Regions from separate parts of the Homo sapiens genome. Here region 1 is linked to region 2. A link is a contact called in ENCODE Hi-C data. All regions are on one chromosome and are shown on one strand. The core of a region is the stretch at or near the end of the contact, and the rest is flanking DNA. Distances in the headings are between cores, read along the strand shown. Region 1 overlaps FGFR2 (fibroblast growth factor receptor 2). Region 2 has its middle 160 kb from the start of FGFR2.

Region 1 (3,826 bases), core at 822-3,321, 86 kb before region 2:
GAAGAAAGGGGGCGAGACCGAGAGTGAGAGAGAGAGAACGCTGGGAGAGAATGTATTTTTTAAAGCACTTCAGCCTGTGTTTACTACGCGTTTATTTGGTGGAACCTCATTCCAGCAGTGCAGCCAACTGTCCCGGCAGCAGTGGCCGCACCCTTTGGACTGCTTTCCATTCCGTCTTAATTTGGAATTCACACAGCCACCTTCCAATCACTCTTTTGAAGGTTCTCATCTTGTTCCAGGTCCATGCACTGTGCATTTGCAACCTGCTGAACCTCAGAACGTCTATTCTTATATGTGTATATATGTAATTAAAATTACAGTAAACAGAGGAGCTACTCATCAGCCTATTTTCCATGTGTTTATCTCACTCCCTTTGTAAAAAGGAAAATCTGTTTTATATAATATCTGAGAGTTAAACATGCTAGAAGAGAATCTTGCCTAAAACTGTAAATCCTTCCTGTCCTTCCTGGTGGAGAAGATGTGATTTTTGTTATCACATAGAAGAAGAGATGAACTAGCACTGGGCTTTAGTCTCTCGCCCAGAGATAATACATCAGGGGATTCTTTTTATATCAGTTTGTTGCAAAAAAGTTGCAAACTTGAGGGGTTTGGTTTGCCCAGGGACCGGGGAGGTTCCTGGTGGGGAGAACACATGAGCTCTTTGGGTCATCGTCCCCTTTGTCTCTGCCGTAGTGCCCGCTGGGCCAGGCCACGAAGGGGGCCCCCACTCTGCCCAGCCTGCATCCTCGTCCACCATCTGCACCCTGCCATCACCTCGGTTTTTCAGAAGTTAGGAAAGGAGTCCAGGCGCTGTCATCCACTTACTGTTCACTGTTTCTGAGGTTCTTAGGGATTCCGAGGGGTGGTGGATCGCTGAAGGGTTCGAGAGGAGGAGCGCAGCGTTCGGCAGATGCTGGCATCCTGGGCCCTTTTCCAAGACGTCCAGGCCTCCTCCTCCGACTTGTTTAAGGGCAGAGAATAAGGTTGCAAAGGAAATCAAAGCCTGATGTGGAGAAATGAAACATGAGACCTACTGACTTTTTAAAAACATTTTAAATAACATTCTCTAAGGTTTCATTTTATACTGAAGGCAGCTGTAATAAGTTTGGAAGACAGTGTAAGGTTTCTATTACAGAACAATCCTGCTTGCAGTTTTTCTACCAGAAGTGAGAAAGGGCGGAGGGGGAGTGGAGGTGGTTAAGAGGTTATTTTGTATAAGGTGAGAAAATTTGAAAAGATGAATTCAAGACTGCAAGCGTGTAACATTTGGTATGCTGTAATTTGCAAATGCAATAACATTAAACCATTGCAAACTTGGGGTGTGTGTGTGTGTGTGTGTGTGTGTGTGTGTGTGTGTGTGTGTGTATACATAGCCGGGATAGCATTGGAATAACTTAATAACTGGAGCTCAGCAGCACTTTGACCACAAGGAAAACAAGACTGCAGCTCTGTAGTGGGCCCTGCCAGTGTTGCCTCAGTGACTAAATTCCCTGCCGAAGCCTGGCGCAGGCCAGAGATGTCAGGCGGGATGAAAGCACTCATTGTTCACGGGGCATCATGGTTTGGTACTGCATGCACAATGTTTACTTGTGAAACGATTTATTAGAAACAAATATGTTTAAGAAAGAGGACTTGGTTTGAAACTCAGTTGATCTGGCTTATGACATTTAAGATTTTATGACCTTTGTTTCTAAGAATAGATGTGTAGGCCCACTGTAAATATTTATCTTAAAACGCACCCACACTACACACACACATGCATGTACAAGTGCAAAACTGGAAAACGGAGCCAGGGCATGAATTGATACTAAAGTTCACATTTCTGTGTGAAGGAATAAACCTTCTTACTATTTGCTAGGTGCATAGGAGCATAGTTTGTGACCTTGTCTGGCAGGATCTAGCCCAGAGGACAGCTTCCCCTCGTGCTGTGAAGTCTCTTGGTAGGAGGCCTGGGGAGGAGAGGAGCGTGTGTCTGTTCGTGCGCGGACTTAACTCTGCCCTTCCCACATGGATGAGGCCAGCTGGGATTAAATCAGACCTCGGTCACTGCCCGCTGTGGACAGGTCCCTGGGGTGTCCAGCCAGCTGCTAGGCCTGACCAGGAGGCTTGCTGGGGCCCATCCCTGGGTCATTGTATGAGCCAGAGAGCAAGGGTTTCACCTGACGTCTGAAGGGGCCCAGCTTTGAGATTTTCTGCCCACCAACACCAGAAGTCTTAACTTCAGGTTCTTTGCTCAGCCTACATGGGCAATATAGGGGCAGATGAATGATTTCTTTGCGGCTCCAGTATCCTTATCTTTATAATGTGAAAACATAGATGTCTGTAAAGTGATGGGAGATTCTGGAATGAAATGTGCTAAGAGTAACCACTAGCACTTTTTCTTTCTTTTTAAAGACCAGCAACAGGCTTATGCAGTAAAGTCAATTTGCACATGGTCTGGCTCTTGTCCAACAAATTCCACTAGATGATGTTTTAATCTGAAAGGTCCAATGATGTAGATATCTATTGTTCTAATTTGCTGTTTCCAGCCCAGTGCATGGTGATTCTCAGGTACAGTGCAGAGACATCCTTGGTGTGCTGAGCTGGCTGAGTTCTCCTCATTTCCCTCAGTTGTTTTTTAACACTGGAGGTTAGGGTAGTGGTACCCACACCTAGGGGAGGAAGAGAGGGAGGAGGCTGGTAAGTGCAGGCCTGTTGGGATGGAGTTGTATTCATGTATGGACACATGATTGTGTTTTGTGTGGCTTTTGACAGATCTGTGTAGGAAGGTTCCAGTAAGTTTGTACGACAAGATCAGGTAGCAGTCTGGTGGTCTGGTGGTTATTTAATTCTTTTTATTTTATTTCATTTTATTGTTGCAAGAATGCTAAGCATGAGAACTACCATCTCACCTAAGTTTTTTTTCTTTTCTAAGACGGGGTCTCACTCTGTTGCCCAGGCTGGAGTGCAATGGCATGATCGTGGCTCACTGCAGCCTCAACTTCCTGGGCTCAAGCCATTCTCTCACCTCAGTCCCAAGTACCTGGGACTACAGGCATGCACCACCATGTCTGGCTAACTTTTGTATTATTTGTAGAGATAGGGATCTTGCTATGTTGCCCAGGCTGGTCCCACACTCCTGGCCTCAAGCAATCCTCCTGCGTCAGCCTTCAAAGTTCTGGGATTATGCTCAAAGGCATGAACCACTGCGCCTGGTCTTCAACTAAGTTTTCAGTGTACAATACGTTGTTGTTGACTATAGGCACGATGCTGTGCAGCAGGTCTCTAGAGTTTGCTCATCTTGCTTTACTGAAACTTTATGCCTCTTGATTGCAACTCACCATTTCCTTCCCTGTCCCAGCCCCTGGCAACCACCGTTCCGCTCTTTGATTTTATGAATGCGATGAATTTAGATACCTCATATCAGTGGAGTCAGGCAGTGTCTGTCTTTCTGTGACTATCCTGTTTCACTTAGCATCATGGCTTCCACGTTGTCACATATTGCACCATTTCCTCCTTCTTCATGGCTGAATAGTATTCCGTTGTGTATATAGCCACATTGTAAAAATTAATCCTTTGGCAGACACTTAGATTGATTCCATTTCTTGGCTATTGTTAATGGTGCTGCAATTAATATAGGAGTGCAGATCCTGATTGCAGTTCTTTTAGATAAATAGAGAAGTGGGATTGCAGGATCTTAGGGTAGTTCTGTTTTTAATTTTTTGAGGAACCTCCATATTGTTTTCCATGGTGGCTGCATCATTTTATATTCCCACCAACAGTGCGCAGGGGTTCCAGTGTCTCCACATCCTTGCCGACACTTGTCTTTTTTTTTTTTTCTTCCCAT
Region 2 (4,021 bases), core at 676-3,175:
CTGCACAGTGCTTGGCAAGGGAACACAGGGGAGCTGCTGCCATTATCATTGTCACCATTACCCTCACCACCACTATTTGGACCCTTGGTGATGGCTCCAACCTCAGGCCTGCCATTTACTGATGTAGAAGTGACTGGAAAGTGCTGGCTTCCTTTCCTCTTTCCCAGGATAGAAAGCTGACCTGGGGCTCCTCCACCTGGCCTGGCTCCATCATTCAGACAGTCTTCTTCCAGGGCAGCAAATGACCTCAGATGTTTGCCCTGGGCCACCCAAGGGGAATTTTGGGCTTTCTTTGTGTTCCATCCATTTCTCAGTCTTTTCAATTAAGTGAAATCAAGTAAAAACACAAATCAAGTGATCCCTGAAGGGAGATGAGATCTCACCAGGGAGTACTAGAGAACTACAACCAAAGTAGCTTGGCATGTTGCAGGTGGTAAATGGAGGTTCAGAGTGTGAAAGTGAATATATAACCCCAAATTAATGATTTTATGGTAGACCAGGACCCCCTGGGCCCTGATTCTTTGAGCAGAGCTTCATCTTTGCAACCATGGCTCCCAGCCCCACTGTTTCTTCAGGTGGCAGTGTCAAGGGGAAAGGAGCCCTGGGTCCTTTTTTTTTATTTAAAAAAAATTTTTTTAGATGGCTCATAAAGCCACCTCCTTTTTTGAGGAAGGGGTATGAATCTCAGGGAGGGTTCCTGCTACAAGGCCACTTGGCATCACCCTTGGCTCTGCTTGGAGCAGCCTCCAGGCAGTGACATTTCAATTGCTGCAAGTCTGGAGCTGTATTATGCCATGTGTATCAGGAGAGTAATTGGATAAATTGGCCCTGGAGGGGTTTTGGTAACCATTACTTTCAGTTATTTTGTGATCCCCCCCACAGGGGAAGAGTGGGTCCTTTTCTTCAACTGCAGCATGAAGCAGGCTGTACGCAGCCCCATCACCTACCTCAGCTACAGAGCAGATCCGATGGCCTTAGGGGACCAAAAGCTGGGGAGCGGCTGGGTGTTGTACCTTTGCTTTCTCCTTTCTGCTGCAGGTGAACCCTGTACCACTTAAGCCTGATGTCCATGGCTGTTCTCAGCAACTTCCAAGCATTACTTTCAGTTATTTTGTGACCTTTGATGAGGCAGCTACTTCTTTCTCCTCCCAGCCTCAGATAAGGGATGACACAATTCAGAGAATGAGAGAGTCAAATTCTTGTGGTTTGGGCTTAAAAGGAGAACTAGATGAAGAGTTAGGTTATGGGGTCCCCATGCTCTCAGGACTGGGGAGATGCCCCAGAGAAGCAAGAGAGGTTGGGTTTAGCTGGGTCCTCCAGAGGGGACTGTGCATCCTGCCCAGGACCTGGGGAAATGGTGGTAAAACCAGAAACCCCAGGCAGGTGGCGGGGATCTGCGATCCAGGGCATCCACGCCTCCCATCGCCCGGGGTCTCTGGTTCTGGAGTAGAATGATCTGTCCAGTGATCTTAGGGAGGCTGACCTGAGGCTGCTTTACAGGAGGTCTCTGAATCCAGAGGTGAATTTAATTGTTAGATGACTTAAGGTTTAAACAATTTGAGACCCTCTTTAGAAAACAAAATTAGAAATGATAAATTTCAGATGAGATACAGGCAGTGTCTCTTTTGGGGGTGATGAAATGTTCTGGAATTTGTGTGATCATTGGACACGTCTGCAAATATACTACAAAACACCGAATTGTCCACTTTAAAAGGGTGAATTTTATGGCATGTGAATTAGTTATAATTAAAAAAATATATTGTTAAAAAAATCAAGTAAGGGTTCTAGAAGGGGCCCAACCTGAGAGGGCCTGCAGCAAAGCTTTGCCCACTTCACGGTGCAAACTCTGCAGTCCAGTATGGCTAAGAGTGGCGTGGGCAGAGGGCCAGAGGCAGGAGAGTCCTGCTAGTAGCTGCTGTGTGGACAGATGGCCCCCTTGAGGATCAGATCCTTCCCCTTCTCTGGCCTACCTCCCACAGCCAGGCCCGAGTGAGCCTCCAGGAACTTCCATGCAATCTTGGAGGAAACAGAGTGGGAATTAACGGGGATGAGGCTTCAGCTTTGTGGGATGGGACCAGGAAAACAAAGAAGCCACATGTCTTGTACTCCTGATTTTGACCCAGCCTGTGTATACAAGCTCTGGCTTTGAGGGGCTCAATGACCAGGCCTCTCTCCGGCCCTGCAGCCAGGAAGGCTGACCAGAGGAACCCTGCTTCTACCCCTGTGAGGTTTTTTTTTGTTTTGTTTTTTGGGTTTTTTTGGGGTTTTTTTTTTTTTTTTGGATGGAGAAAATGCCTGCAGTCTGGGCAAACAGACGAGGCTCTTTGGAGGCCAGGGATATGCCACTGTCATATTTATAATATAATGCTTGTTTATCTTGAATCGGACCCGGCTCTCTGCATAACTTCTGTTCCTCACATTTTGAAGATTTGGGCCCAAAACACATTTCAGGGAATAAGGAGAAAGCCCTTGTTTGAAAATGAACCAGCAAAATAAATCATTGTGTTTCTGAAACAATGCCCACTGCATACTTTTCAATTCTGAGCTTTGGCAGCAGCGTTTTTAAAAAGCACACACACAAAACCTATCACATAATTCTTTCTGAAAGGCTCATTCAGCAGGCCTGCCTTTCAGTTCCCAGCCCCCTCTTTCTTCTCTCTTTTTTTCATCTATTTTAAACCAGCCCTTCTGGTGAGAGGGCAAGTGTACATACAGCCTTCCATTGTGTTTGTAAAACAGAGCCATATCAGTTGAGAAGTAATGATAACATTTGTAGTTATGCAAGTGGAGATAACAGTAATCAGATCTCTGCTCTGGGCAAAAAATCCTAGTGGCCAGAACCTAACAATGGGTTAGGGTGTTATGTTGAAAGGTGAGGGAGTTGTGTTTGTGTGTTTTTGTTTTAGCAAAGCACCAAGCCCTTTGTTTTTCCTGCTGGAGGATCTCCTAGTTAAAGCCCTTCCGAAGCTGACCGGTTAAGGAGACCCTTTCCTAAATGGAGATCTGTGGTTCCTCTGCTCACTCGAGTTTTCCTGGCTATTTTTTCTGGCGTCAAGTGATTTAGGGTTTCCTCTGCTTTCCAGCAGGTAATGTGACCTCTCCAGATTAGAAGGAGCTGAGGCTAATGTATTCGCTCAAGCAGAGGCCAGTGGAATGATAGCATCAGTTTGCACTGCCATTTGGGTTTTTTAAAAAGAAAGGTGTTGTTCTGGAGTTGCCCTTATTCTTTCCAAATCTGATTCCCCTGTGGCGGTTTCTGTTGCATTTTTCCTCAAACAACATGCAAATATATTGATACCTGGGAGTTTAAACAACGGCAAGAACTGGAAGGTGCAATTTCCAAGAAATGCCAGGCCCAAAACAGCACCCAGCCGTGTCTGGATTTGACATAATGGAGACCAAGGTTCTCAAAATGTGAGCTGTATTTAGAGATCACGAAGTTAACTCCTGATTAGGTGTTGGATATCTGAGTTTCTCTGCTGGTTGGTTTCTCTGATTTCATTTTGGGGTTGCCATTTACTTATTTTGGTTGGGGGAAGTAGTAGCCTTGGGTTCTCCAGATGTAGCAAAGAATATCTTAGTGTAGACCAAGTGCCCCATCATAGAATGGCTGTCAAGAGACATATCCTGATTCTTATCCGACTTAGGCAGAACGTTGGATCCACAATAACCGTAATTCTCAATAAAATGGAGGCCCAGATATTTTTGTCTTCTGCTCTGAAGCGTTCCTAATTACATTAGAGATAAAATGCAGGTTTTTCTACTTTTCTTCTGGACACCTGAAGAAATGCTCCATTTTGCTCTCCTTTCCTACTCTTATTTACCCAGAAAAGAAACTGGAAAAAATATGAATGTAGACATGGAATTGCGAAAAGCAGCCACATAATCCATGAATTGCTTAGGGGTGGGGACTGGGGCGGCAGGAGGACTTGTATGAAGAAATCCAGTTCTGTTTTATTTTTCAAAGTTACATTTTCTTCCCTGTCTCCAGACATAAGTTTTTGAATTAAAAATTATACTT

The links. Hi-C counts contacts between places; a loop is a spot of excess contacts on that map. Pooled maps may share reads with other maps.
Region 1: a loop to region 2 is called in a map of dorsolateral prefrontal cortex, with 4 times the contacts of the local background. The contact joins two enhancer-like sites. A Hi-C loop is called at or near these places in 2 of 168 maps with a recorded cell type or tissue (Caco-2 and dorsolateral prefrontal cortex), 17 of 37 single-sample maps with no recorded cell type and 8 of 50 pooled maps.

What each region holds. Positions count from the first base shown.
Region 1 is chr10:121,521,641-121,525,466 of GRCh38, reverse strand. All of the region lies in intron 6 of FGFR2 (fibroblast growth factor receptor 2), which reads left to right. Among named protein-coding and RNA genes, the nearest start is that of FGFR2, 75 kb to the left of the region's middle. Within about 2 kb of position 2,071, at least 10 of the 41 ENCODE cell types and tissues checked have a DNase peak (open chromatin) inside an H3K27ac peak, as active enhancers do; they include dorsolateral prefrontal cortex, where a contact is called at or near this core.
Region 2 is chr10:121,435,720-121,439,740 of GRCh38, reverse strand. No RefSeq gene overlaps it. Among named protein-coding and RNA genes, the nearest start is that of FGFR2, 160 kb to the left of the region's middle. Within about 2 kb of position 1,925, at least 2 of the 41 ENCODE cell types and tissues checked have a DNase peak (open chromatin) inside an H3K27ac peak, as active enhancers do; they include dorsolateral prefrontal cortex, where a contact is called at or near this core.